Linked DNA regions of Mus musculus: all the other regions are linked to region 3. Evidence: chromatin loops called from intact Hi-C (ENCODE). Cell type or tissue: heart. All regions are shown on one strand.

Evidence for each region. Peaks named below come from ENCODE experiments on the same cell type or tissue, not always from the same donor. Only the 100,000 strongest peaks of a DNase experiment are listed, where the experiment ranks them.
Region 1: a loop joins it to region 3, with 2.3 times the contacts of the local background. A loop is called at or near these places in 4 of 42 quality-filtered maps.
Region 2: it touches region 3 in a loop (6-fold over the local background); 6 of 42 quality-filtered maps call a loop at or near these places.

The regions. Positions count from the first base shown.
Region 1 is chr10:60,930,526-60,938,525 of GRCm38, reverse strand. Pldi (polymorphic derived intron containing) reads left to right here and starts at 394. Exons shown (of 3, transcript NR_033616.1): 1 at 394-596. Gm26947 (a long non-coding RNA gene) reads right to left here and starts at 6,536. Exons shown (of 4, transcript XR_001779779.2): 1 at 6,241-6,536; 2 at 2,241-3,455; 3 at 564-2,148. In heart, no CTCF peak of the experiment used is centred here; DNase peaks (open chromatin) are centred at 3,415, 3,995, 6,225 and 6,495; H3K4me3 peaks cover 1,989 bases; H3K27ac peaks cover 5,707 bases.
Region 2 is chr10:60,981,849-60,989,848 of GRCm38, reverse strand. No RefSeq gene overlaps it. Among named protein-coding and RNA genes, the nearest start is that of Mir466j, 25 kb to the right of the region's middle. In heart, a CTCF peak has its summit at 4,415; no DNase peak of the experiment used is centred here; H3K27me3 peaks cover 637 bases.
Region 3 is chr10:60,830,597-60,838,596 of GRCm38, reverse strand. It overlaps Unc5b (unc-5 netrin receptor B), which reads left to right and starts at 7,016. Exons shown (of 17, transcript NM_029770.3): 1 at 7,016-7,510. The coding sequence starts at 7,432. In heart, a CTCF peak has its summit at 7,111; DNase peaks (open chromatin) are centred at 3,436, 5,736, 6,986 and 7,856; H3K4me3 peaks cover 1,804 bases; H3K27ac peaks cover 1,667 bases.

The sequences.
Region 1 (8,000 bases), 100 kb before region 3:
TGAGCCAGCCAGAACGCTGCTGGGGTCATATTGAATTACATCACAGACTGTTGCCAACCAGACCTGGTTCCGAAGGGGATGTGTGTATGTAGCACAAACATTGAGGGTAGGCTGGGGTTGTAGACCTTCTAAAATAGTGGTTCTCAACCTCCCTAATGGTTCCACCATTAGGGTTCCACTGTACTACAGTTCCTCATCCAATGCTGAGCCCCCACCCCCAACCATTAAATTATTTTCATTGCTACTTCATAACTGTACTTTTGCTACTTTTATGAATCTCGATGTGGATATTTTTGGAGATAGAGGTTTGCCAAGCAGTCACGACCTGCTGGTTGAGAACCACTGTTCTAGAATGTTCCATGTCTTATGGAAGTTCTGAGGCCTTCCAGCATCACCACAGGCTACGGAGCAACACAGAGGGCAGAAGTCCTGTTGAAGCCCAACACCACAAAACACCAGACAGATTCCTGGTGGCACTCTCTAGCAACTGTCCCTAAGCCTTCCAGAGAGATCTCAGACCTGGATTCTTGCCCTGGCAGTGTGACCCTGAGAGACCCACATACCTTCTCTTCTTGGCCTGTTTCCATGCACTAAAGGTAGAATGCAGATACTGGGCTTTACTCCTGTCCTGGGTTCATGGAGGGTTGGAGGGAGATGGTCCCTGGGAATTGTGAAGGAAACACAACACTGGCCCTGCATCGAGCACCAGAGAAAAAGCCAGAGTGAGCAGAGCAGCCCCTCTGCAGCCTGGGCTGCCAAGCCTGCGTGTACAGTCTCCCCTCCCTGGCCTTTGCTTTCCTTGCTGAGGAACAACGGGAGACTGGAATGCTTACTACAGTGCCTAAGACAGGGCAGCCTCTGTCAGAGCCACACACATCGATGGCCACTCTGGGTATTAGCCAAGAACACCCAGAGCAAGCTTGAGGCTTCAAGAGCAGCTGGTTGACGAACTATACTGTCCACGACACACACACATTTCCTTTGGAACCAGCCCCGGTTGGCATGGCCTGTGACCTGCTAACTCAACACCTAGATCCCAGTTGCCCAGTTCTGGCCCAGTCCAAACTCTTAGAGACATCGGAAAATTATCCGTCCAGGCCCCCATGTGTTGGGCTAGAGAATAGGGCCTGGGAAGGGGGCAGGACTGGGGGAGTGACAGGCCAACCTCCTCTGGTCTCCCTGGAGATGTCACAGGCTTAGCAGGGGCTGCTTGACACATGTCGGATAAAATAAGGGAAAATAAATAACAATGTTTATAAGAAGATTAGCAGGAAGGCAGGAAAATTTCTCTGGGGAGCCCTTGGCTGCATCTGGAAGTGACAGCCCCATCACCTTATCAGAGTCATAATGAGGTGCCAGGATTTGGGGTCATTAAAAATCCTCTCTGGCTGGGCTGCTCTCTCTCCATCGCCTTTGATGGAGGCCTGGTGGCTGCTTGGTCCCTTCCCCCACCGCCTTTCCACTCCCTTGGCTGTCCCCGGCTTGCCTGGGTGCGGAGGTGAGATGTTGATGTCCAGCTCAGCAGAAGTAATGCGGCAGGACATCCCAATTTGTGCCTGGGTCCCCGCAGGCACAGAGCCCTTCTCCCGGGGTGGATTAGCTCTGTTTTATCTGGGCTCCTTCAGAGAGGAGGTGGGGGGTAGGGGAATCTGCAGGTGCTTGTGTATGACTCCAGGCTGCACCATCCAGAGGGGCGGGCTGGCCCCGGCAGCACAGGCAGGACCATGCTTGGAAATGGAAGTCTGGAAGGGATGCTGAGCAGAGACAAGTGTGGGGATGGAGCCAGGCTTGGACCTAAGCTGCACATTCACAGGCTTTGCACTGAAGAAGGGTTTGTGGGTCTGTGATTGATCCGGTGGAGGGAGATGAACAGGAATCATTGAAGGCCGTGAGGGCCAATCGCCAGGGCAGGCACTGGGTGACCTGAGAAATCAGGCCAGCAAGAGGGGACAGATTTAAACGCCAAGGTCCACAAGTGGCTGTCACACACATCCCTCCCTCCCGACTAGACACCCTGAGCCCTCTCCATCCCCACTGCTATTATGAAGAAAGCACTCTGCTCCCCTTGTCCCAAAGCTTATCTTCCAGGCACTCCACGCACGCTTGTAGTCTATCGATTTTTCTCTGCCGCTCACTGGTCCCATGTCCCTTGAGGGATACATTTGAGGAAAGGGATTATTATGAAGCAGGAAACTGAGGCTGGCAGCAGCCCTATAGGAAAGCCCTCTCAAGGCACCCACCACTGGTCCACACGATGTCTTTATGTTCTGGGCAGATTCAGTCCCATCCTGGAAAGCCCGGGGTTGGCAGTTCAGTGAGGCTGGATTCATTTCCTAGCAGCTCCTCCGCCAAAAGCACTGTTCCCTGTTCAGTAAACAACCTGCCCGATTGAATGCAATAGCCTCGGCCCACTGTTGCATCTGACTGCTTGGAATATCTAAAGGTCTCTTTCAGCCAACAAAGGCCCACTGGTAAAATGGCAAAGCCTCGGTCATCCCCATGACTAGGCTATGCTGAAGAAGGAAAGGGGCAGCTCTGTCTACAAGCAGGCTAGGCAATGCTGAGCGGGTGAAGTCATGCCTACCCACCTCAGGTGTCCCCTCTCAGGGCCACACCTCCTCCTGCCTCTGAAGTTTCTGCTTCTCTCTCAGCTGCTTCTATTGGAAAGGACCTTAAATCATAGGCTCCGTCTCCCCTCTGAAGGAGACAGGGTCATGGAGCTGTCAAGGGGACCGAGTATGACTGATCCTACCTCAGGGGTAAAGCCAGCATTCAGTCGTTCTCCATTGCTGCAGAAACCCCCCACCAGTAAGGGCCACAAAAGGTCTCCCTGTGGCACTGCTGCCCACATAGTACCTCTGTGCTCTGGGCAGGGACGAATGGACTCCTGGTTGCTCAAGTCACTCTGGGACTTTGATATCTGAGGTTCAGACAGAGCCCAAGAAGAGAGGCCCCTCTGGACAAGGCTATGGCTTGGACTCTTTCCATAGAAGCTTTGTGGCCTCTCTGTGATAATCAAAGACCTTTTGGGCATCAGATCCGTACCTCAAATCAATGCACAGCTACAGCAATAGTCGAACTTCAGACAGCCTCTGTGCCTAGTTTCTTACCTCCGTCCCGCCTGAGCTCTGGAGTCCAGGAGTTCCTGGCTCAAACCTGGGTCTCAGATGCAGGGTGGGAGGGGCAGCTCAGGGTCAGAACAGTCAGGGGTGCTTGCAGACTCCCAGGTCAGGACTGGTCCTGCCGCTGCACTTGAGCTGGGTACTAGGGCTTTTGTCAAATATCCGAATATCCGGTCCCATCAAAGACCAGCCTGGGGCCTTGCTGAGCGGAGGGCTCTAGGAGCGCAGGGTGGAGTGTTGTCTTTGCAGCTGTGACACCCAGTGCCTGGGGGCCCAGTGGCCTAGGATACGCTGCTCAGCTTTCAGTTCTGGTTCTGGGCTCTGTGCCGGCTCCTGTGGCCATGAGGGGTTTCTGTGTCACACTTACTGGCGGTGACAGAAGACCAGATTTAGCACATAATTTACTTCTGAAAAAACAGTCGATTCAAGGCCACCCCTAGCATGCTGTCTCCCTCAATTGCTTGCTTCCAGTGTTAATGCAAGAGCTCCTGATAATAGCAATAATAAATAATAGCAAGTATTTATGGGGCGCATCCTAGGTGCCAGGCACTGCAGAGTGCTCTATTTGTAGCACCCTGCTGGAAGCCAGGAACACTGTTACCCCACTCCTCAGATGGAAGCCCCAAGTCTCAGAGACATCACTGCTCCTGGGCTGGCTTGCACCCAGATCTGGAAGACATCATTCCTCTTGGCTGCTTCGAGAAGCTTAACCATCATCTCCCGGGGCTAGCCTGGGCTGCAGTGGGAGGTCTTGACTGTGGGAATGAGTAGCTGCAGGCTGGCCATTTTTACTGCCGGTCCCTCCTCCCCACAGCCTGTCCCTTAAGGGAGCCCCTCCCACATTGCTTCTTCCCTGGTGGCTCAGCAATGAGTCACTTCCTGCACTTTGATATCTGCCTGGGAAAGGCCACATGACAAGTTCTATTCTATTGGAGGAGCCAGAACTCATTAGCTTATACAACATCCTAGCTGGCAGGGCAGAAGTGGGTGGGGTGGACTCAGAAGCTCCAGTGTAGACATTGCTCTGACCACCCCCAGCCAGAACTCCCAAAACTCTTTCATGAGCCCCTGGATTACTTGTTTTGATTGCTGGTGTGTGTGTGTGTGTGTGTGTGTGTGTGTGTGTGTGTGTGTGTGTGTAAACTGAGGCTGGCCTCATTGTGGCCCAGGACCTCTTTCTCTGTCTCAGAGCCGATCCTGGACCCTTCTCTGAGGTCAGGGAGGGGAGAGAGGAAAGAAAAGAGCTAGCTCCAGGAAGCGTTTGTGGGTTGTTGCTTTTTTTTCTCTCTCTCTCTCTCAACAAAGCAAAGCATTTCTGTAGGCAAATGAGCTGGGGAGGGAAAATAAGTCACCACTGGAGACCAGCATGATTAATGACCAAGGAAATGAGTGACCAGCAAGACCGGGGCTGAAGGAAGCAGGACAATTGAGTCTGAGCACGCGACGCATAGCTAAGTGTTGGAGGGGTTCTGCTTGGCTGGTGGACTGAGGCTGAGGTCTCCCTGAGCGGGAGCTTCCATCACAGGAAGGAGACTGACCACTGACCGATAAGAGCAAAAACTCACATGACAGGGGTGGGGGTGGGAGTGGGGGGTGGGGTGGGGTGGGGTGGGGTGGGGGAAGCAGTCAGGAGGGCCCACGGGGGAGCAGGGGATGGGTACACCATCCTCCCAAGCAGATATCAGCTCTGAGTTCTCTCACATGTCCTCTGCCATCTTCTGTCATGTGCTGTCTAGGACAAAGGGTAAGAGGGAGATCACCCCACAGCTCCTAAGGTCTGCAATCAAGCTAGCCTATACCCTTCCCCCTCACCCCACCCCACCCCACCCCCGCCTGTGACCTGTCCCTTCCTCCCAGCTCGGTATGCTCACATAAAGGGGACATGCCTTGTCCTGGGTCCCAGTGATGGTTATCTATGCCTCCCAAATGCTAGGACCCACAGCTTGTGGGGCTTATAATCAAGGGCCAGACAAGGGCTGAGCCCGGCCCATAGCCACTTAATGTGTACTTGTGCTGGATTCACAGGGGCTCTTAATTCTTGTCAAGGGTCCTAGAATATCTTAGATTGAAGGCCGGTGGGATGCTCAGCCCTCCCCCATCCCCACAACAGACCCTCCTATCTCCCTGACAAGTCCTTCCCCGGCCTCGGGGATAGCATCTGTCTAATGGGCATCTGCTATGAGTCCCGTTTAAAGGTGGTCTGCTCAACTGCAGTCTTGACCTCCACCAGTAGCCACATCCCTTTACCTGGGCAGAGTAGAGTCTCCTCCAATTCCAATAGATACCCTGACCAACACAGGGTTAAGTCCAGTGACTCCTCCCTTTCTCCCTCCCTCTCGTGTGAGCTCTTGCCCATGTGATAATGGACCCGGGGCTAAGAATAGGCTGGCTGGCTGCTTCTGGATCTGCTGGGGTTTCTGTGTCTACCAATCTAGGGTGCCCCTAGTCTGGGTCCTGTGGCTTCCCCACCAGGCACAGGGCTGAGACTCTAAAACCTGTTTCCAGCTGCAGACAGAACCCAAGAAGAGGGGTCACTTTGGATGAGGCTGTGCCTTGGACTGTTTCCACAAAGTCCTTTTCCATGTGGCCCCTCTGTGACAATCAAAGACCCTTTGGGCATCAGATCTGCACCTCAAACCAGCTGCAGCGTTGGAGCCAGAGAGAGAAGAGAGGTCTCGGGCCCCAAGGCTGCTCTGTTGGAGAGCCAAAATTTGAGGCAGGGCCTGGTCCACTTACAGAGCCCACCCAGCCCCTGTCTCCATCTTCTTTCACCTTCCCATGATCCTTGTGTGTTTTACCCAAGCCTCAGCCTTTGGCCATAACACATGTAAACTGAGGCACAGATTGGTTAAAAAAATAATAATAACGGTTTGCCTAGCTGTAAGGGGCCCATCTGTAACTAGAGTCTACATTCTTAGCTGTCCTGAAAACATCCCACCACCACAAGACAACCCTGCTCTGCAAGCTGTCAGTCAAACTTCCCTCTAACTTCCAGGGCTTAGGCTGAGGTTAAGAAGAAGGGACCTGACCTCCAGCAACAATCTGAGTGGGCACATCCTGCCAGAGCCTGGTTCCGTTGTCCCCCTAGCCTCCCCGCCAGGGCGAGGGGGTGACTCACGTGTCTGCTGGCCCCTCCCCCTAAGAGGGAGTGGGGTGGCTCACGTGCCTTCTGGCCCTTCTGGCCTCCTTTGCTGCTGAGGGTTCAGCTCTGACTCCCAGCGCCCCAGCTTTAGGTCGGCTCCATTCCAAGTCCTTTTATTAATTCTCTTGCTGCAGCAAGAGCACTTTAATTAGCCTGGCCGATTTATCTATATAAATACAAACGGATGGCGGCTGGTGCTCCACAGTGGGGTGGGGAAGTGAAAGAGGAGCTGGACCAGCAGGTTGCCTAGGGCAGAGGAAGTGACAACGGCGCCTTCCCAGCAACCAAAAATATGACTTTAATATCGTGTGCACGTGCGCGTGTGCGGGCGGGCGGGCGGGCGTGTTCTGAGAAGTGCTGTCGCTCTGTGGTGGGGACATACATGGCTTCAGAGCTGAGTTCTTCTGCGTTCCCAGAAAGCCCTAGTCTCTTCTTTTGGAAGCCACATCAGTGAGTCCCCACCTGATGCAGAGCCCCCTTCCTTAGGGTGGCAAGGGATAGGTGACAAAGCGACCATGTTCAAAAGCTGCCTCTGGATTCTAGGACTCAGGCAGGAGACTGGGCAACCACTCTGTCTTGCTTACATAGACCTCAAAGGTCAAAGCCACTTCTCTAAGCACTTGAAATATCTGGAGAGGGGCAGGTGGCAGTGTAGACTCCACAACTGACTGTCTTGCTCTGCCATGTCCAGGGGTGCCTCTAAGGGCGAGTTCTTTTCCTACTCCATGCCTCAGCTTACCCCTCTGTAATATGGGAGCATCATGGGTTGTGCCGGGGACCTGGTGACACTTCCTTCAAACCTCTCAGAGCAGCAGGAGGTGATGTCCAGCGGAGCTGTCACTCATGCTGGGGCTGAGACTTCAGTGGAAGGTGATGCAGGAGCTTGCTTATTTCAGCTGCTGGCATGTCCTCAGGGCGCCTAAGCCTCTTGCTAGCCACAGCCTCTTCACCTTCTACTCTGTAAAAAATGGGCCACTGTTCCGGTGAGGTGTCTGTCTAGCTGGGGACACATGTGACAAGGGACCTGGTGGTGAGCAGGATTTATGAAGGAAGACTGTTGTTCCTAGTGGGGACTGCGGACACAGGAGGTAGCTGTTGGGAACAGGGTCCAGGACAGCTGTCTGAAGACAGGGGCCCTCCTGATGTAGCTGATGGCTCCTTCCAGAAATTGAACACATAGCATCTCTTTAGCTCCTCCTGCCTGACCGCAGGTTGTCTGTCTTTGGAGGGAGCGGTGTTCTTGTCATAGGAACCAGACAAGCAGCCTAGAGACAAAGATTAGAGATGGTATGGAGGGGATTTCTAAAGTGAGGCAGCAATAGCAGGAAGCAGAGATACTCGAATGTGATGCAGAGTCCCTTCTTGTAGAAATCACACTACTTAACACTGCTCATGGGTATACACATGCATGTGCATACACACACACTCATACCACACACACATACACACATATACATACACCACACAAACACACATTTACACACCACACCATACACAGACACACATACAACACACTTACATACACACACTACACCACACATACACACACCATCATACTATACAGACCCATACCACATCAAACACACACACACACAACATACATACAACACCACACACATAAAACATCACACCACACACATACCACACACACCATACATACCATATGCACACATACCACAACACACATATATACACAACCCACAAACACCATGCATACACATACACCATACACACAC
Region 2 (8,000 bases), 150 kb before region 3:
ATGTGTCATCAGGACCCCCAAACCACTCAATACATCGTACTTACTCTCATTTGCATTTGCGAGTCTTGGATTGTTAGTGATTCTGATCCCTGGACTGGCAAGATATTTTAGTGGGTACACGTGTTTGCTGTGGAGGCCTGGAGACCTGAGCTTGGCCCCCAGAACCATGCAAAGGTGGAAAGAGAGAACAGACTCTACACAGTTCCCTGACCACCACGTGTGTGCCACGGCGCACACACATCAGACCCACAATAGTAATATAAATAAATGAAATTAAACTTTCTTCTAGTCCATAGCTGTGTGAATCCGGAGTTCCTAGCCTGTCCATTCCCAGTGTTAGACGTGGGCTTCATCTCTCTCAGGTGCTACACATGCCTTGCTCAGTTGGTCACCTGCCGTTGGACTCCCTGCAGCGTGCCTGGGAAGCAATGGGATTTCTCCATACGTCAATGTCTGATTTCAGATGTTTCTATCTCCTCCTATGAGAATCAAAAAAGAGACACTGAAATTAAAGGGAGATAAGCAAGGCTGATTACTGGCTTAGAGAGAGGCTTCAGCCATAAGGCTGTGGAGCCCATAAAGAGGTGACCCTGGCCATTCACAGTCTCTCTGGGTTCAAGGCAGGGCTCCCTTTCCCGGACTCATCCCCCAACTCAGTGGCTCCGCTCCCCCATCCCCCACCCCCATCAAACCTAGAGGCCGGCAATTGGCCCATGCAAGCACTCACTGTACATAGTGACTTGTCAACTCACCTGTTCCCTAGATACCTCTTCCCTGAGTGTGGATGGAGTCAGGGACTATTCTGGGTCCTCAGGACCCTGCTGTGAACAGGTGCATGCCTCTGTCTCGGGTGCAGGTGACTTTGCGAAGGAGGGAAAATTGTGACTGCCACTGTGTTTGGAGGGAACTGGATCATGTGGTGCTAGGGAGGACCTAAGCAGCTGTTTGGTTGAATTTTATTATGGGTCATAAAGGAAACCAAGGCTGGGACAGAAGGCACTAGACCCAGTAAAGACTGAGTCAGAACTGAGGTCAATGAAGATCCAGGACACCTCCCAGGCACACCTTCCAGGCACTAGGTTTTGTGTGTGTGTGTGTTTTTGTTTGCTTGTTTTTTTTTTGTTTTGGTTGTTGTTTTTACATGAAGATGAACACTTGTAAATCACATGACCAAGGCAGATGATAACAGACAGCAGAGATGAGGTGACAATCTAATTCTGGCTTCGAGGCAGACATTGGGAAGAGACAGAATTTGGAAGGTATTTGCCCACTGGCTGTCCTGTTTCTAGAACCTGTGAGGGAGAAAGACAGGACTCAAGACATGGCCAGGAGAAAGGAGCTGCCATAGCCAAGGGTCATCTGACACATCCCTGGGTACCAACTCAGCCCATGACACCTCCTACTTCCATAGTGGATGCGGTCTGTGCATCTGGTCTTCTTCTGCCCCTTCAGGCTCCAAGGGGGCTTCTTCTGCCCTTTATGCCATAGGGAGCCTTTCTCTCTTGGGTCCTTGTCCTTCCTTTCCTCTTGTGGTGTTTGTCCCCAGCTGTTTGGGTATTAGTTGATTCCAGGTGTAATCAAGTAGACAAGCAAAATTAGCCATCACGGTAGGCATCAATAAACCATGCCAAGGTGGAGATGGGCTGTACCATTCCTCTCTTCTTGATGCCACTACCAAGAAGAGAGGCAGCAGGGATGCCCATCCTAAATGCAGAGAACCTCCATCTTAGCATGGTTTATTAACACCTACTGTGATGGCTAATTTTGATTGTCAACTTTACATCTGGAATGAACTAAAACCCCAACAGCTGGGCATATGTTCCTTGATTGCATCATTTGAGATGGGAAGACCCACCCTAGATCTGGGCCATATTTTCTGGTGGCAGCCTACATAAAAGGACACGGAAGTCTAGCAGGCCCCCAGACTTTAGCATGACTGACACCACATTAGAGGTATGTGACCTTCTTGCTCTAAGCATATGAGACACCGAAGGAGAGCCCTTACACTGCAGCTTGATTGCAATCTGGGAGGCATCTGGCTAAGTCCCCTGGGGCATCGAGGGGGCGCCTGGTAGTGAACCAGACAGATGCTCAGCAAAGACTTGCTGATCAATGGATTCATAAAAATAGTGCTGACAGTGTTCAGGGAGGAGCCTCAGCTCATGAGCAGGCAGGAAGGATAAGACTTCTTTCTAACAACTGCCTGTGCACCTTGAGTACCCCAATGGGGTGGGCGGAGCTTCATCAGCCACACCCTGGGGCAGGGGTGAGCTTGCTGTGGAGCATCACTCTGGCAGTGGTACACCCATTTGCCATCTCAATCTTGGCCCTACTTGATGCCTACCATGATGGCTAATTTTGGTTGTCAACTTTACAGCTGGAATCAGCTAAAACCCAAACAGCTGGGCATACATTCATTGATTGTGTCATTTGAGATGGGATGACCCACCCTAAATCTGGGCCATATTTTCTGGTAGCAGCCTACATAAAAGGACATGGAAGTCTAACAGGTCCCCAGACCTTAGCATGACTGACACCACGTTCGTTAGAGGCACCATTCTGACCTTAAAACCCAGCATGCAGGTCACAACACCTGCCAAAACAGGAACAAAGTTCTAGCCCATAGTTCTGGGATCCAGACAAGTTCCTAGATGGATTAACCTTGCTTTTTGACTTCTGTAGTTTTGCTTCTTGCAGACTGAAGTGTGACAACCAGGATGTGGTTTTTGTGCACAAAAGACAAAGATCTGTAAAGCTCGGGCCTGTGTGATTTGACTAAGTTCCCTGTGCGACTGCAGGCTGGCAATATTGATTTTCTTCTTGGCTTTAAGACTGTCCACGTGGTGGCCTCTGGCGGGATTACCTTGAAACAGAAGAAGGATGTTTTTGCTTGCTTGCTCTCATCCTTGCTGACAAGTTCATCTATCCCATTGCTGAGGCATTCCTTCACTGGTATTATAACCCACGTCTTCAGGATTCCAACGGATACATCCAGCCTTGCGGACTGAACAGCACCAGATCTTGGTCTTTGGGTTGGGTGACAGCTATTGTTGAACTAGCCATTCCTCAGCCTCTAAGCCAGTTGATAAATGCCCTTTTCGTATGTGTGTGTGACCAATAGACAGACAGCTATGTAGATAGATATTCATGTTATCAGTTCTGTTTCTCTATAGAACCTTAGCTAATGTACTTACTGAATATACTGTTCATACCTGAGCTCCCAGGCGGGTGACATCCCTGAGTTCCAGTTCTTTACACAGAGCCTCAAGAGCTTTAATAACTTGTTCAGGGCTACTCTGAACAAGGTTTGGTACCCAAGTCTGCCTACCTCCAAGACAGAGGCTTCTGGAAAGATCTGGCAGATTAGGTCCAGGCCGGGGCTGGGCTGAGTGTTGAGGCCAGAGTTTCCTAGATAGTTCTGAACCAGGACAGAGAAAAGGTACAGAGCTGAAGCCTCAGCCTGTTACTCACTGAAGAGCCCCTTTACCTAGGAGATTGTTCGCATTGCCTGGCCAACTCACAGCTGGGGGGGGGGGGTGGCTCCCTTGCCAGGCCTCATTGCATGTCCATCCGTGAATACCAGCAACCTAGTGGGATGGGCAGGCCATAGCTCTGGTTAGGGCTTGTCTCGTCTATTGTAGAATGAATATCCACAGCGTGTCTGTTGACACTTTTGACTCCCACCCCCAGCTTCAAGAGCAAAAGGCTGGAATAGGTTTGTGTAGACTTATTTTGTTGTCTGAACATCCCCATCCCATTCATGATACATGGGCACCATGTGAGTCACTGAGGATTCCAAAAGAACTAAATGAGAAATGACAGAATTCCTCCCGAGTCCATAGAATGTGGCCTGCCAGTATCTGTGAAGGGAGTGTCATCTAGATTTGGGTTAAGAGGCTCTTTGGAGTGGGGGCTATATATGCTGTGCTCCAAAGATGATTGTTATACAGGTAGAAGCGAGACAGAGAGCTGACACTCATGTACTCCGTAGCTGCGGGGCTTTGGGCTAGCCTCTGCTCTTTTCTGAACTACCATGCTAAGAACCAGATGCAGGATGTGGCTGAAGTCAGGTGCCAACCAACTCCCTGTGCATCTCCATTGTCTACTCTGGACCAGAGGACCAGCAGGACACGACAGGTTAAGTAAGGTGTGTGCATGAGACACATACACCTCTCTTCTTCACCGTCACTCCTGTTCTCTGAAAAAAGCCCACAAAGTCTGGTGACCCTGCCCATATTGGTTCCAGCCTTCCCCTGGTTCCCACAAATCCCTCTACACCTAGCCAACTACCTTGTCTGTTCAGATGCTTGCATACGTGACAGATACCACGTGTGTGACTTCAGAGTCCCTGTTCTGCATCCCAGCCCAGTCTCTTCAAGCTTTACATCCGGGCAGCTGCAGGACCTCATTTCTTCCTGCAGGAGACGCTCAATGGTCACCAGGCAGAGCAAACTCCCCTATTGTTCTCTTGAAAATTGAGTCATCCCAAGGGCCCAGAAACCTTTCTGGAGCTGTCTGCTCCAAGGCCTTTGCCAGACGGCAGCTGGAAGCCGGTTAATATTCATTGAATCTCTCTGGGCGGCTGGGAACGCCTTTTAATTGCCTCGTCTCTGTCTAGCCCTTTATGGAGAAGGAGAATAAGAGGAAAGAACAATCAGTTATCTCGTTACAGATCAGGGCCCAGGAGGGGGCTCTGCTCCTCCATCCCATGGAGAGCAGGACCTCATGGGCTGGGGGAGGGACTGGCCTAAGATGTGAACTCCCTTCACCTTCCTGCCATGGCCCTTTCCAAACATACTGGAGAAGTTTTTCAGAGACATTCGAACTCAAATGGTCAGGATCTTGAGACTGACTGAGTTGGGGATACCTGGGGGACAAAAGAGAGATCAGAAGACACTGACTGTAGCTTCCAAGTCTCTTGCCTCTCATTGCTCCAGGGAGAACAAAGAACTAAGAGCTGGAGTTGAGAGATCATCTTATTGTCCATCCACCCATCTATCCACCCATCCATCAATCTATCCATCCATGCATCCATTCATCCACCCATGCATGCATCCATCCATGCATCCATCAATTCATCCTTGCTTCCATCCATGCATCCATGCATCTATCCATCCATGCATCCATTCATCCACCCATGCATGCATCCATCCATTCATCCTTGCTTCCATCCATGCATCCATGCATCTATCCATCCATGCATCCGTGAACCATTCATCCATCCATGCATCCATCTAATTTCCTACCTATCTGACCATCCATCCAATCACCTATTCTCCATTTCTACCTATTAGACACTCACTCCCTGTATTAGTTAGTTCTACCTGATAGGAACAAGGAAAGAAAAATTTATCTTGGTTAACAGTTTTGGAAATTTTGTTCCATGACGGGGGGGAAACTGTATGGTAGAGCCAAGCAGTCCACCTCCCATGGCTCGGAAGCAGAAGGAAAAGATGACTATACTCAGCTTTTATTCAGGTCAGGATGCCAGGCTTTGAGACGGTACAAGCCACGTTCATGGTACGTCTCCTCCCTCAGTTAATTCTCTCTGGAAACCCCCTCACGGACACACTCAGAGGTGTTCCTCACCAGCCTCCCAGGAGCTTCCAAATCCAGTGGATGAGGAACCTTCATATGCCCCAACCATTCATCCACCTTCTATCTGTCTGCCAGGCTAGGAGGGGAACGGCATGTACCCCAAGCCTATCATAGTTCTCAAGGCAAGTTTCTTTCTGTTATATCACTGAGTCTTTACAACTATTGATTCCTACTCTACAAGGGAGAAACTGAAGCACACAGAGAAGCAAGGGACTTGCTCAAAGACAGCGAGGTTAGGGGGGCTGGGAGATAGCTCAGTAGTTAAGAACACGTACTGTTCTTACAGAGGATCTGGGTTCAGGAAGCTCACAACTGCCTGCATCTCCAGCTACATCCGATGACCTCTCCTGGCCTCTGCAGCACCTGCGCTCATGTGCATACCCCCACCACATGCATACACATAATAAAAAGAAAAGGGCCCAGTGATCCCTGGGTGCAGTTGGGCACAAAGGTCCAGACTATGGGGCACAGGAGAGCTGGAATCTAATCCTGTGTGACAAGGGTCTGTGTCTTCTAGGAAAGAGGGCCTTTTAATTTACACAATAATCCCAGCCCAGAGGACACATTTTCCAATGCCCGAAATGCTGTGGGGTTTTGGTGACCCTGAGCTGACTTTCAGCTGCAGGGCATCTAGGCGAGCCACGGGCAGCAGCCTGGCCCTTGACCGTGGTCACGGGGAGCATCATGGGTATATGCTTTTCTCAGAAGTATAACAAAATATCTGGCAGAAGCAATTTGGGGGCAGGGGGTTCCAGCTCATGGTTTCAGAGGACAGAGTCTATCATGGAGGGAAAACATGGCTCTGGCAGAAGTAGGGCAGACTGTGACACAGCAGCAGAGTGTGAGACACCTGGGAACCCATATCTTCTTGGTCAGCATGTGGTACTGCCAGCTTTTCTCATGGGGCCATTCTGGTGCAATCTTACTGTGGTTTAATTTATGACACTGTTTGGGGGACTCACACACCCCTCTTTGTGTGTTCCTATGTATGCATGCTTTTGTGTCTGTGTGTGTGTCTGTCTGTCTGTGTCTCTCTGTCTCTGTGTCTCTCTGTTGGTGGGATTCGCCGCTGGAGGACCTAGATTTAATAAGGCTTACAAGTTAGGATTTTAGTTGTTGCGCCCAGAGATTGAGTTACCATTGTTCACAAACTAAGTTTGTGTTGCGTTTTCCTTCACGGAGAGGCTCCTCTGGAACCCAGAGAGAAAGGTACAGTGGCAAAGCGTGGGTTTGCCTGATGTGTGCCACAAAGGCCATGGGGGATTTGAAGCATGGGGCTGGCATGGCAGCCACCTGCCAGTGAGAACTTAGCGAGCTGGGTGGAGAGGTTTTGGAGCTTTGAGTCAGTCTCCACAAGATAAGAACTAGCTTGTGAGACCACCGGGGCAGAGAATACCAGGGACAAAGTGTGGAAACTGCCATTCTTTTCAAATATTTCCTGCAACATTTCTGTCTCTGCCTGCCTGCCTGCCTGCCTGCCTGCCTGCCTGCCTGCCTGCCTGTCTACCTGCCTGTCTGTCTGCCTGCCTGCCTGCCTGCCTGTCTGCCTGCCTGCTTGCCTGCCTGTCTGTCTGTCTGTCTGTCTGTGCATGCATGTGCAGGGCAAAGGTCAACCTCAGATGTCTCTCCTATGGTGTCCACTTTGGTTTTTGAGACAGAGACTCTCATTGGCCCCGGGGCTTACCAGCTAGGCTAAGCTGACTGGTCATCAAGGCCCAGGGAACTGCCTCTCCAATTCTGGCATTACAAGTGTGGAATACCACACTTTTAAACATGGGTTCTGGGAACGGAACTCAGGTCCTCATGCAGGCTGATCAAGAGCTTCTCTCTGCTTTCTCATCCGGGCAGTGAGCACCACCGAGACCCTGCATAGTCCGTGGAACAGTTCCCAGTTAAGGGATCAATGACCAGAGAGGAGAAACCCCCTTAGGGACCATCAGCACTGGAGCCAGCAGGGGCTGTGGAGAGCTAGCTGGCCTCACTCCCTCTCTCTGTGCTTTGAGTTGTCGGTGTGCGCAGTGTGAGACTCTGGCTCAGCCTGGCCAAGCAGCAGTGGTTCCGAAGGGACTGACTACAGTTGGAGCCAGTCATTCCCCAGTGAGCCAGAACAGGTGTTGACAATTTCCATGGTCAGTCCTGGGAAGGGCACACACCACTCCCTGCCTCTCCAGCCACTCTTCTGGGCTTTCAGGTCCCTGGGGCTCCGATGCTGTGTCTGTCACTCCATTATCCTGAGCAGCCTCCCTGGATCCCATTACGCCTCTGCTGCTATTATTTATTCATCCGAGGAGCTTCAGCCTGCTCACAGGCACTTACCTTGATGTCCCTGACAGGGGTCGGGGCCCCACTCAGAGCGTATTAATCACCAGCCATGCGGTGGGCTGTGTCCCTCAGGAGAGAGG
Region 3 (8,000 bases):
AGCAAAAGGAAGTTGCATTGCCGAGAGCTGAATAAATATAGAATAAAATGACTGTAGATTTTTTTTTTTTTATTAAATAAGGTATCTCACTGTTCACCTGAATGCATTGAAGTTGGAATGTCTTCACAGTCAACTATGAGAAAGCAGAAAAAGGTTGTTTTGTGTTTTGCTGTTTTGTTTTTGGCAGGGTAGTAACTTGTGTTCCCTCCTTTTGTCTGACCTTTATCTCAATAATTCCCATTCATGACTTAGGAGAGACTGATGGGGTGGGCTGGTCATAAGAACACAGTATGTCCCCAACAGAGACCTCAGATCAGTCCTTTTCCTTAGGGAATTTTATTTTCCTATAAAAAAAAAACAAATTTATTTTTATGAATGTGGGTATGTATGTGTGTGCCTGATCATTTGTGGATGCTCCACATGATGCAATACTCACAGAGGCCAGAAAAGGGCGTCAGATCATCCCGGAACTGGAGTTACAAGCTGTTATGAGCTGTCTGATGTGGCTTTTGGGAACTGAATGCGGGTCCTCATAGTAATTGCTCATAACTGTTGATCATAAGAATATTTTTTTCTCTTGCCAGACTTAGGAAGACGATAAAGACATAGTGGCATATGCCTTTAACTCCAGCACTCAGGAGGCAGAGGCAGGTGGATCTCTGAGTTAGAGGCCAGCCTCATCTCTAGTGCAAGTTCTAGGACAGCCAGGGTTACTCTCTCTCTCTCTCTCTCTCTCTCTCTCTCTCTCTCTCTCTCTCCCTCTCTCTCTCTCTCTCTCTCTCCTTCCCTCCCCCCCCACCCTCTCCTCTCACCTCCATCCCTGTAGTTAGAGTTCACTATCCACCTTATCTGAGGCAGTCAAATGTACTGTTACATGCACACACGGGGCTAGCTGGCCCTAGAGCTGTCAGGGATTCTCCTGACCCCGCCTCTATCTTGCCACCGGAATGCTGAGGTTCCAAATGTAGGCTGCACAGTTGCCTATACATGGGTTCTGGGGATGCAACTTCAGGTTCTCATGCTCTCCCTTCAAGCACTTGAGCCCCTGAGCTGCCTTTCAGCTCCCTGGTTTCCAGTTTAACTTGCTCACATCTAACATCCACCTCCAAGAACATCCTAGGTGACCAGCGAGAAAGCCTGTCCTAAAAACGTAAGGACACGGGAGTTTCCACAGCCCCGCAAATCACACAGGAAATGACCATGCTTCTTCTGGCTTATCACAGTGATTGACAGCTAATTCATCTGGCACTCCTGGCTGTAAGGGCTGAAACTATCCATGTGGTCATCAGCCACTGTCCTTATCTTTGAAACAATAACCACTCCTGAGCATACCAGTTTGTGCTGTGCTCACCATTGTGTGCTGGGGAGTCCACGGAGACTGGGATGACCACGGAGAGAGACTGGGGAGTCCACGGAACTCACAGCATCTAAACCCCAGCTCTCCACTACCTCCTTCACCACCTCACAGCTTCTCCTACTGGTTCCTTATTCCAGACATGTCTTCCTCCCTCTAGGTATCCCCCAAGTCGACTCTCTGTAGCCCTGGGACAAGGTTCTCTTTTTGTAGGACCACTCGGTGGCCACCACCCTCACTGCCCACCCCACCTCAGATTACTGTGACATACAATCCCAACGATGTTCCCGGCCTTCTGCAGTCAGTGAGCAACCCTGAGTCCCTGCCATCTCCCTAGTATTAGACCTCAGCTCTGGCACACAGGACTAACTGGCTGGAACCACCCCTTCTGGTCTCTTCCTTCCCTAGTATGTGATCGTGCAGCTCACACACACACACACACACACACACACACACACACACACACACACACCTGCCACCTCTCCTCAGGGCCTTTGTCCCTGTGACTTAGTGCCTGGAAGCCCTCCTTTTCCCTTCTCCTATTTGGCCCCTGGGTATTATCTGCCTCCCCCACCCCCACCCCAGCATCCCAACTTTAGGGCGGTGAACTCACTGGGACATGTCAAAGGCATGCTTGCCCATAATCAGAGCCCACTGTACAAGCTGAAGTGCTATAGCTAGGGAATATCAGAACCCCCTGTTGGAGACAATTATGATGGGCAAATACCAGATGGGAGACATCTTCCAAAAATACTTAGCCGATCATCCTCAGCTGCCAGGGTCATTGGAAATGAGGGTGGAGTGCTGAGAAACTGGCACAGCCAACAGGACCCTAGGGAGTCGCCATGAGACAGGTCCTGGCTGAGACCTCATCCCAGAATGAGGCTACAAGGCACATGCCAAGGTAACTTGGTTGAACTCTGCTTCTTCATAATGTACCATCATGGGCTCACCACATGAAGTAAACATTCCATATGTGTGTTAGACATAACAAAGGGGACTTCCTAGGGGGACATGGGGAAACTTTCTGTATCGTGCTCTAAATTTTTCTGCAAACCAAACTCATCACTAAAATAAAGTTTACTTTCATAAATTTGTCAATAAAAGAATTTTGAAGCCAAGTGTGATGGCCCTGGCCTGTAATCCCAGGAATTAGGTGGTTAAGTCAGGAGGATTAGAAATTCATGTCTAACCTGGGCTACAAGAAACCCACTCTCAAAATAAAAAAAAAAATTAGAGACAGTGTATGTATGGCTCAGGGCAACTTTTGGGAATCAGTGTTCTCTTCCCACCCTGGTGGGATTCTAGGAGTGAACTCAGGTCTTCAAGCCCGGCACTGAGCCACTTCACCAGCTATCTTTATTTCTCTACGTATTGTGTATGTTATCCGAGTTCCTGTGTGTGCACATGTGTGTGTGTGTGTACACCCACGTGGAGCCTAGGGGATCATGTCTTCCTGAATCACTTTCTACCTTATGTTTCTAGAGAGAGATTCTCACTGGACCTAGACCTCCACAGCTTGCGGTTGACAGGACACACCGCACCCTGGTTTTTACTGGGTGTTCTGGATCTGAACTCAGGTCTTCCTGGGTTTGCAGCAAGCACTTTACTGCCTGAGCCATCTCTCTGGCCCCTCATCTCAATTTTTTAAAAGGTAAGTTCCAGCTTGTGATCTACTCTGTCAGGGTGGGACTCTCCATTGCCCTCAACTTACTATCTAGGTCTCATTGCCTTCATCTGTGAATGGGGTCCCCCACAGCACCATGTGTGTGGCTAGCATGTGAAGGATTTAGGCCAGGATCAGCATTGAATATGCTAATATTATGGCAAATTGAAGGACTTCAACCATAGACACTTCCTTTTCTGCAGCTTACAACTGACTTAGGGTTCTTCTGTCCCGGACTAATCAGGAGAAGCCTCGTGAACATTATTCTGAACTATTCCCACTCACAATCCCGCATACCCCCGACTTTTATCACCCAGGGGAGAGAAATATCTCTTGGGAGAAGAGTGGACAGAGACAGTCAGTTAGCCTACTCTGCTTGCTGCGGCGCCAAGGAAGCTGAGGCTGCAGTGCGCCGCCTAGTGGCATCCGCGAGCATGGCCAGTGCTGGAGATGCCCTGTCCAGGCTGCTAGCCACTGTTTCAGGGAGCCCCAAAGGCTGCTTTCAAATTATAATTGTTACGAAATAGGGAGCTGTTACTCAGCTAGCTCAGAGTGAGTATGCATATTCCTTTTAGTCCTGAGAAGTGGTGATTATTTCCTTTTTGCAACGGAGGGGACTGAAGCCCGGAAAGGTTAAGTAAGATCTCTCAGCAAGCAGGTAAGAACAGCAGGGAGTCGGGATGGGAGCAGTGGTTTGGGCGGGGACCTGGGGCCTGCATCCATCCTCTGGGGTCCACCTTCCAGTCCTACACGCTATCATGTTAAGAGTGGTCCGGTCCCCGAAGCATCTGCAGCCACCATTAAGGGTGAAGACTGGCCCAAGCTATCAAAGCAGTTGTGCCCCAACAAAGGCTTCCTGCCTCCAGCCTTAAACACTCCCCTCTCCTGGTACATCCCAGGACATCGCCGCAAAACCTCCAAGACATGCAGGTAGAGCGTTGAGACTCCTTCTCAGGGCCATTGTAGGCGTTGGATCAACAGCCTCTCTTTTTCTCTCGCCTCCTAATGCATCTGACTGTGTGCAGGAAATTGTATTGACATGCCATGATAAATAGGAAAAAACGGAGGCCAGCCTTGGCAATCCTTGTTCTTAACTAGAAGTAGCGCCCCCTCCCCCTGCCCTGACTGAGTGCCAAGGCACAGGGTATGACGATGCTTCTGGAAAGTTTTGTACAACGTCTCCACTGTGTTACTGCTAGGGCTGTGGGGCCTTATACATGGGAGGGACGTGGTCATTCTCAGTTGAGGACCAAAGATGAGGTTCCCTGAACTACCGGGGTTAGTGGGGCGCTGGGGCTTGCTGCAGGTGGCTGAAAAATCTCCCTGAGATTTAACATACGTAGGGCCAGAGGAGATAACGGAGATTCCTTCAAAGGGCTGACGCTAGTTCCAAAGAGACAGACCTCCATGAGCAGATGTTAAGAGGGGAGAAATTGGCTAATGGAGAAAGGCAGAAGAGACAAAAGGACAAACAGTCATGAAAGAATATGAATCCTTTTAAAAAGATTTATTTAGGGGCAGGGAGAAAAAAAAAAGAAAAAATATTTCTTTTATTTTATGTATAGAGTGCTCTATCTGCATATACACCTGAGTACCAGAAGAGAGCACCAGACCCCAGGATAGATGGTTGTGAGCCACCATTTGGTTGCTGGGAATTGAACCCAAGACCTCTGGGAAAGGAGACAGTATTCTTAACCACTGAGCCATCTCTCTAGCCCATGAATCTGTTTTTTTTTTTTTTTAAATCTAGTTTCCACTCTGTTATAGTGTGTGTGTGTGTGTGTGTGTGTGTGTGTGTGTGTGTGTGTAACTGAATAAAAACTGTACTTGACAGTAAAAGTTCAGAGCCCCAAGGAGGCCCCACGGCCTCAGACTGGACATTCTAAATACAGAGATGTTCACAGAGACAGATAGAGCCCAGAAGCAATGGCGCAAGGGTTAGAGTGGCTGCCGTGAGCTAGCTGTGTGATGCTTTTATTTGTGAGTTAATTAGAATAAAGTCGCCTTTGCTTTTTTAAAATAGAACTTCCAGACTGAAGGGTGGGTAGGGGCTAGGTAGGAAGAAGGGAAATACTTAATATTCTTGCACCCCTTTCACCCCAGAAGGAATTAAGCAATGTCTAAAGAAAAACACTTTCTATCCCAGTGGGGGAGTGTGAACCTGAGGCATCCACTGAGCTCTCAGGCACAGCACCCTTGACCTCATCGACCGGGTCTCCGGTCTGAACATGGGATGTGAGTGTTGGTACCCAGGCATCCCAGGCGGGTGTTTCCTGCCAGTCTTTAAATATCCAAATACCTGTTTGCCTTTCCAGTCAGATGTCTCTGTGTGTGCGCCTGGAGCTATGTTTGGGGTTTTTAATCTCACAGGCTTTGGTCTATGGGTGTTTTTCTAGGTGGATGTCTGTTTGTACACAGGGTGTTTCAGGAAAGGTCATCTTGCACCTGTGCGTCTCTGTTGTGTATTTACTTGTGTGTTCCTTTGCAGGTATGTGTAACTGTCCGAGGGGCGTGTATCGCTGCGTGCTTGCGGTCTGGAATGGGTGGAACAGGCTGGGTGTGCTCAGCCACTGCTGTTGCTCATGCTGTTCCAGGCCAGGATAAAAATAGCCCGTTTACCTTTGCCCACAGAAACCAAAGTCCTGCCTTGGGCGTTCACTCCACCCGGATTCACCCTACTGGGCCTGGGTGGCCAGCCATGATGTGGGGCGTCACCTATAGCCACAGCCTTCTATAGATCTCCAGTCTTCATTTTGTGGAGTTGGGATAGAGGGGGTGTCGAGAAATCCCGCTTTCATTGCCTCCCTCTCCCCCAAACACAGCTAGCATGGATCTTCTTGCTTCTCTGCCCTCACACCACCAACCTCTTAGTCAGCAACTATGGCTCCCAAACCTTTCTTCTCCAATCTAGGAAAAACTTGGGAATACTAGGTTCTTTTGGATACCTCCCACCCTCCCACCCTTCTACCCTCCTACCCGACTTCAGAACCTGGCTAGGCTGCTCTCTTCCTGAAGAAGAGGGCTGATCCAGATCTGCAAAGAGGAAAAGCTTAGGAGGTCAGCAGATAAGGGGTAGGGGCTGCTTCTTTATAGCATTATGGAATTAGCCCGTTAGTGGGCTCCCACATGGAAGTGCTGTGAGCTTCCTGTGAGCGGATGCACAGACATCTCCCAAGTCTCCTCTGGTCACGTAAGCTTATGGGCCCACCTCTGGGTGACAAGGACTTCCTTCAAGAACCTTGGGAAGGGATGCCACCATTTGTGCCCCCACTTTCTACCTATTTCCCACATTCTGCTCCTCAACCCCTTATGAGACAGCTAACATCATTCTTCCCCATTTCACAGGTGACAGTGATGGAGACAGCTAAGCAGCTCCTTCAAGGTCACGCGCTTAAGGAGCAGAACCAGAACCAAGTTTGTGCTCGGAGCAAAACACAGCAGCAGGTTCCCTCCCCACACACGTCCTTTTATTCAATTGGACTGGTTCACCATATCCTAGGATGAGCCATCCTTCCGGATCCCACGTAAAGAGTTCTGTCCTGGGTCGAGGAGAAAAACAGAACCAATCACGATCCTAACTCATGCCCAAATATCCACAGCTGGAACTCCCCAACTACATCCCCCGCTCCACCAGGACTTGAGTGTTTGACATTTTTTCTTAAACACCCCCATCCCCTTTTGAGACCGAATCAAAAGCGAAAGCTGATTCACACCCAAGCTAAGAAGTGTACGAATGTTTATTTCCTTTATTTTTGGAAAGAAAATCCGGTAGACTCCGCCGCTTTCAGCGGACCGGTTTTCCGGTGCTTTGGATCCTGCGTTCTTCAAGGATCCCCTCTGATAAGGCCCCAACTCGGCCGCGCCTACACAGCGGTAGGGTACCCCCCCTCGCTGGGCCCCGTGGCTCCGCCCCCGTCCTCCAGGCCCCGCCTTCTATCGCGTGAGGCCCCGCCCCGGCCCGCTGACTCTAGGGCGAGCGCGCGGCGGCGCTGGGCATTGTGGCCGGCGGCAGGGCGGGCGAGGGCGCGGAGCCGCGGGGAGCGGCAGGGCGCAGAGGGAAGCACACACCCCACTCGGACAGACTTCGCGGCGCGGCCGCTACGAGCGCCGCTGAGCGCACTCCACTGGGATCGCACAACTTCGGAGCAGGGCGCGGACGGCGCTCGCAGCGGGAGAGCGCGGAAAGGGCGCACCAGAGCCGGGATCCCCAGCGGCGTCCGACTCCCGGAGCGCTCCTAGTCGCCGGGCGGCCTCCCGGCGCTGCGCGGTTGCCTCTGCGCCTACGGAGGGCACGGGCTGGCGCTGCCGGGCGCCTGCGAGAACGGCGAGGCGGCGGCGAAGGCGAAGGCGGCGAGGCTGGGGACCGGGAAAGAACCCCGAGGGAGAGGCGCCCGGGCCGGGGGACAGGAGCATGAGGGCCCGGAGCGGGGTGCGGAGCGCGCTGCTGCTGGCGCTGCTGCTTTGCTGGGATCCGACACCGAGCCTAGCAGGTAGGTGCGAGAGGGAGTGGAACACAGGGATGCGGTCCTGGCGCGTCTCAGCGTCCAACTGCAAGTTCGGGTGGTTCTTGGCGGAGTCACTGCGCTCCGAGAACGCCGTGGACGCGTCCAAGTTAAAAGGCAGCTTCGGTGCTCGGGAGAGGGGGCGACGCGTGGCCACCTGGGGTGCCACGTAAGCTCGAAGCTCCCTGCTCCTGCCTCCAAGGGATAGTTGCTTCCCGTGGAATGGGGTCTGATTCACTTCCAAGTGACCCCTGACTATCACGGAAAAACTGTCACTGCCAGGGCCAGGTGTGTGTTCTCTGCGGTTCGCCTGCAACTTAGGTCTGAGTACAGGCTCCCGCGGGCTGCACGCGCAGCATTCTGAGGGTCGCGGACAGAGAGCAGGATACTGCGGAACCCTGGAAGCGCTTCTTCTCGGCCTTTGGGGAGCCGAGGCCCGAAGGCTTTAAGCTACTGAAGGGGGAGGGGCCGACTCCTG